Linked DNA regions of Homo sapiens: region 1 is linked to region 2. Evidence: chromatin loops called from intact Hi-C (ENCODE). Cell type or tissue: heart right ventricle. All regions are shown on one strand. Links, peaks and the distances in the headings refer to the core of each region. The heading gives the core; the rest is flanking DNA.

Evidence for each region. Hi-C counts contacts between places; a loop is a spot of excess contacts. Peaks named below come from ENCODE experiments on the same cell type or tissue, not always from the same donor. Only the 100,000 strongest peaks of a DNase experiment are listed, where the experiment ranks them.
Region 1: it touches region 2 in a loop (6-fold over the local background); 1 of 110 quality-filtered maps calls a loop at or near these places.

What each region holds. Positions count from the first base shown.
Region 1 is chr15:35,063,446-35,066,362 of GRCh38, forward strand. No RefSeq gene overlaps it. Among named protein-coding and RNA genes, the nearest start is that of NANOGP8, 20 kb to the right of the region's middle. In heart right ventricle, for the core only: no CTCF peak of the experiment used is centred there; no DNase peak of the experiment used is centred there.
Region 2 is chr15:35,002,728-35,005,644 of GRCh38, forward strand. It overlaps LOC105370764 (a long non-coding RNA gene), which reads left to right. Exons shown (of 5, transcript NR_188212.1): 3 at 399-625. LOC105370763 (a long non-coding RNA gene) reads right to left here. Exons shown (of 3, transcript XR_932098.3): 3 at 624-1,504. Among named protein-coding and RNA genes, the nearest start is that of ZNF770, 16 kb to the left of the region's middle. In heart right ventricle, for the core only: no CTCF peak of the experiment used is centred there; a DNase peak (open chromatin) is centred at 1,417.

The sequences.
Region 1 (2,917 bases), core at 194-2,693, 61 kb after region 2:
TGGCGCAATCTAGGCTCACTGCAATCTCCACCTCCTGGGTTCAAGCAATTCTCCTGCCTCAGCCTCCCAAGTGGTTGGGATTACAGGCATGCACCACCACGCCTGGCTAATTTTTTGTATTTAGTAGAGATGAGCTTTCACCAGGTTGGTCAGGCTGGTCTGGAACTCCTGACCTCGTGATCCACCCGCCTCAGTCTCCCAAAGTTCTGGGATTACAGGCGTGAGCCACCGCACCTGGCCATCTTTCAGCTTTTAAAGATAAAGAGGCCAGGCCATGAAGGGTAAGTCAGTTCATTCTGCCATCCACCTGGAATGCTGACAAAGTATTGTTAGTAGGGCAAGTTGAAAACTTTAAATACAGTGGTGATTGATCTCAATCAATTTTTGGTGTTTTGTTAGATGCTTGATAAATATACTAATGGAGGATAATGGCACATCCATTCATTAAAAATATTATTTAGGCCGGGCGCGGTGGCTCATGCCTGTAATCCCAGCTACTCAGGAGGCTGAGGCAGGAGAATTGCTGAACCTGGGAGGCAGAGGTTGCAGTGAGCCAAGATCGCCGCACTGCACTCCAGCCTGGGCGACAGAGCGAGACTCTGTCTCAAAAAATAAAATTAAGTTAAATTAAATATATATATATAATTTATACAATACTTTTTCTATGCCAGGCACTGAATTAACCACTGAAGAGAAAATAGTTCTCACCCTTCTGGTCTATTTGATTGTTCCCAGGCTTCATTCCTTAAGAAAATACTCAGTTGCATTTTTCAGAACAAACCATTTACGACTGAGTTTGGTCTGTTACTTAAGAACTGATATAGAGATGCTGATCTAGAGGAATAGTTGCGTTCAAGACCCTTCCCCCTCCCTGCCGCCCTCTTCTCTCCCCTCATTTGTCCAGGAATATATCACTTCACTGAGTATCCAAAATAAAGCTAAGGTTTTCCTGTTTGAAGTACTGAATCTAGGGTTCATAATAGAATTTTTTATCTTGAAGAAGAGTTTAAGTCATAATCAGTTCTCTTAACAGTCAAAACAAAATTAAAATCACCCCATAGGGTTACCAAAGTTCATACTAATAATATTATAGAATGTAAAATTTGTATTAGTCACATTACTGCTCTTACTTATGGCTTATTATGATATATGTAAATTAAAAAAAAAAGAAAAACAGATTCTACCACTTAAAGCAAAGGAATAGTAACAAATCAAACCAAGGCATATCCAGAAAATCCAACGTACGAATTCCTAGGCTCCACAACTAATGCTGAGCCAAAGAGGCCAACGACATAACTCAACATGCTGCAGAGGTAGTCATGTTGATCTCTGGGAAGGGTCCATGGGTGTGTGTGCCAGGAGGGGAGGACCTGAGGTTACAGAGAACAGCAATTATGGTCCTCTATTGAAGCAAACAGAATCCAGGTCCGCTTTTCCAACGTCAACCTATCAACTTAAGGCGGATTTGTCTCCTGTCCTTTTTTCAAGAACATTGCCTAAGATGGTGGCTTGTTTATTTATGTCTTAGATTTATGGATTGACTTTCCTCCAGAAGGCCTCTCTGCTAAAATGTAAACATGTTTTAGATGTCTTCTTCCTGTCGTTGTCACCCAGCTCAAAAGAGAGAGTAAGAGAGCCGTGTGCTCCTGCTGTGCAATAATAATTGAGTGTTTGCAAACAACCCCATTTGACACATGCATTTATTCTTACATATTAGAACATCTTTTTTTTTTTTTTTGGAGAGGAAAGATTGACAACAATTTTCAGTTAGACATAATGTGGTCTTATTCCGTATTGTCTTTTTCGGTTTGCTCCCTACTCAGCCTGGGGGTAGATTATTTTCCTTTCCCATCACCTGTGTTTCTTCCTGAGCCTTTCCAGCTTTTCATCTGGGCTGCTTTTCATTTCTTTAAACAACTCGCAAATTCAGCCTTCTCTGGTCACAATTTTGAAGTCACAATCTAAATGTTTTTTTCAGCTCAGTAAGCTTTCTTCACTTAAATAATAAAATAAAATAAAAGAGGATTAACAGGCACTGGGAAGACAGTGCTGTATCTTGGCAAGAAAGATCAGGCTTTTCTCAACAGTATCATGAAATTCGGAAAGGAAAAGACACTACAGAACTGGCCAATTTTTCGGTGGCTCACGCCTGTAATCCCAACACTTTGGGAGGCCGAGGTGGGCGCATCATGAAGTCAGGAGTTGGAGATCAGCCTGACCAACATTGTGAAACTCCATCTCTACTAAAAAAATACAAAAATTAGCCAGGCGTGGTGGTGCACGCCTGTAATCCCAGCTACTCAGGAGGCTAAGGCAGGAGAATCGCTTGAACCCGGGAGGCAGAGGTTGCAGTGAGCTGAGATTGCACCACTGCACTCCAGCCTGGGTGACAGAGTGAGACTCTCTCTCAGGAAAAAATAAATAAATAAATAAAATAAAAGTACTGGCCAATTTTTTTTAATATTGATAATAAGATGGCTAAGGCTATTCTAATTATGTGTGTGTATCTATGCATGGTTGCAAGTCCAGAGACAGCCAGTGGTAAGGGGCCCTATATGGCAGTGACAGGATTTTTTCCTACCCTGTGGAAATTGCAGCAAGTAGGACTCTTCCTCTATGACAATTTCCTACTCCTCTTTACAGAGGTCAGACTTAGACTTCTAGAATATTCTGTTGTTGGGTCACCCAGCCACAGATGAAACAGTATGGTTAAGTGTGCTCATGACTGGGAGAGAATCGGTCACTACACTACCTTATGATGAACTCCTGTTCATTACTAGTTCAGCGTGAGATTCTAGGGTGATGGGAAACTCCAGCATGGAGCCACCTGCCTTGTGAAAATGTCACATATTACTGAGCCTAGATTGGAATTCTGGGCCATCCAGGCTCTGCAAGCCTTTTGGCACAGAGCCTTTTA
Region 2 (2,917 bases), core at 259-2,758:
TGGACCTGCAAATTATGTAACTGGTCCAGACTGGATGTAAGGAGTGAAGGAAAAGAGGCTAAAGTTATTACACTTCAATTTTTGGCTTAAACAACTGGGTGGGTGGTAGGGCACTTTGAGGTACAATTTGGAAGAGAAATGAAGAATTCTGATTTGAACATGTTAACTAAGAGCTGCCTCTTAGACATTGTGGTATTTGTTGATGGCTTCCGCAGCATTCGTTTTTCTCTTCGTGATTCCTAACTAGACCTTGTTTTCCAGGCTCATGGTTAGGGTTTGATTGGTTCCAGCTCCAGCCACCCACAAACTGTCCTGACATGGCAGGCTCTGCCCTACAGGGGCAAAGTGTCAAGTAAACATAGAAGACTAATTCTTTTTGTAATTCTCTTTACCCCTAGATTAAAGAACAAGGAGATGGCTGGCTATTTAAGAAGGAAAGGCAGAGGCTGCAGAAATTGAGCCTAACGGCTTATCAGATGGGATGGATAATTCTTTAAGTTTAAAAGAACTACTCATTTTCCCCAACATCTGTCTTTGCCATCTTCCTATCTAAGGAACCTTTCACTTTTTAGCTGGGGACATAGCTTTCTGGTATGAGAACTACACTGCTCAAACTTCCAATCAGGTAAGCTCTGCCATTTGATTATATTCTGTTTAATGTGCTGTCAGAGGAAGTGGGGTATGCAATTTCCTAGACACATCTTTAAAGGAAGGGGAAATTCCATTTATCCTCCCCTTTCCTTTCGGTTGGCTAGATTTTCTATGTATTGACCGAAATCCTAGTAGTCTGCAGCAGAAAAGTATGCTGGTCCATTGACGTGGAGCCAGGCCAGTTCCGGACTGCCTATCTCTGGAGTTTTACAAGAAAGATAAGTACTATCTAATTTAAGCCACCACTGTTTTGGATGTCTGTCACATATAGCCAATGTTAATCCTAAGTGATATGATACTCATATAATTAACACCTTTTCTTAAGGACATCTAAATGAGTATCTACTTGCTAGAACCAAGAGTCTAATTAGAACTTTTTTTTTTCTTATTCAGGCCATGTACAATTTAGTTTTCAAGCAAACCACAAAACCTTACTTAACCCATATTTTGCTTTGTCTATTTTTTAAGTCCTAAAAGAAATATAGACACTTTATTAAGATCTATTATTAAAAGACCACTATTTCCTCTAGGGAAGCAACAATTGATCCACGTTTTCCTGGCACCAGCTCACATTTCATAAATCCTTGTTTAAAATTAACCCAGATCATTAAAAAACATAAAAAAATTCTTTTTAAATTACACAATAAAAGCTGCCTTCAGAGAGACTTAAAAAAAGTGAGTTTATGGGTAATCTCAGATAAGGTGACCAAATATTCAAAATCGACGAAGACAGTTCCAGTTCCCAGATTGCCAGCTGCTCTGGTTTCTGTCACAGCACACATCTTATGGTTCCAGCCAGATGTCATCCAACTTTAGGACAGGAATTCCTGTCCCTGCTCAGGAGAGCAAGCCACTGAAAATGGGAAGAACCAGTAAGAAAAGTGGAAATGGCAAAAAACTAATGAAGCTGCATTTAAAATTTTAGTTAACAATTTGGTTCATTGTTCAACAAAGTTTGAAAGCGTTTGTCAATAAATCTTGTTTAGTTTTATGTATTCCGCACTGTGCATGGTAACCCATTTCTGGGGTGTGATTATAATATTTTTTTTTTTTTTTTTTGAAACAGAGTCTCAGTCTGTCGCCCAGGCTGGACTGCAGTGGCACAATCTCGGCTCACTGCAACTTCCACCTCACCTCCCGGGTCTAAGTGATTCTCCTGTCTCAGTCCCCGAGTAGCTGGGATTACAAGTGCATGCCACCACGCCCAGCTAATTTTTGTACTTTTAGTAGAGATGGGATTTCACCATGTTGGCCAGATTGGTCTCGAACTCCTGACCTCGTGATCCACCCGCCTCGGCCTCCCAAAGTGCTGGGATTACAGGCGTGAGCCACCGCACCCAGGCAATATTCTTAAAAAGTGATGTGGGCCTGGTGCAGTGGCTCATGCCTGTAATGCCAGCACTTTGGGAGGCTGAGGTGGGCAGATCTCTTGAGGTCAAAAGTTTGAGACCAGCCTGGCCAACATGGTGAAACCCTGTCTCCACTAAAAATACAAGAATGAGCCGAGTGCGGTGGCTCACGCCTGTAATCCCAGCACTTTGGGAGGTCGAGGCAGGTGGATCACAAGGTCAGGAGTTTGAGACCAGCCTGGCCAATATGGTGAAACCCCATCTCTACTAATAAGAAAATGCAAAAAAAAAATTAGCCGGTCGTAGTGGCACATGCCTGTAATCCCAGCTACTCTGGAGGCTGAGGCAGGAGAATTGCTTGAATCCGGGAGACAGAGGTTGCAATGAGCTGAGATCGCACCACTGCACTCCAGCCTGGGTGACAGAGTCAGACTCTGTCTCAAAAAAAAAAAAAAAAAAAATTAGCGGGACATGGTGTGGTGGTGCATGACTGTAAATCCCAGCTACTTGGGAGGCTGAGGCAGGAGAATCACTTGAACGAAGAGGTGGAGGCTCCAAGCCCCATTCTCACACAAGTTCTCCAAGGCTGTTGCATTTACACATGCCCAGGACTGTTGGATGGTGGGTTGTCTACAGAGGATTGGTCCATGGTAATTTACCCTTGATGTTCATTGGACAGATGATGTTTAAAGGCTAAATAAAAGTTAGCCAGGTGGACAAGAAAAGGAAGGACATTCTAAGTGGAGAGAACAGTGTGTGTAAACAGAAGAAAAAGACAGTATAGTGTATGGATTCACAAAATCTTATCTTTCATTCTGAAATCCCAAAAGTTCAAAAAGCTCAAAGCTTTTCTTAACCTATTTGTCAGGAAAACCAGACCCAACTCAATTTGAACTCATGGGTGTGCTGCATTTGTC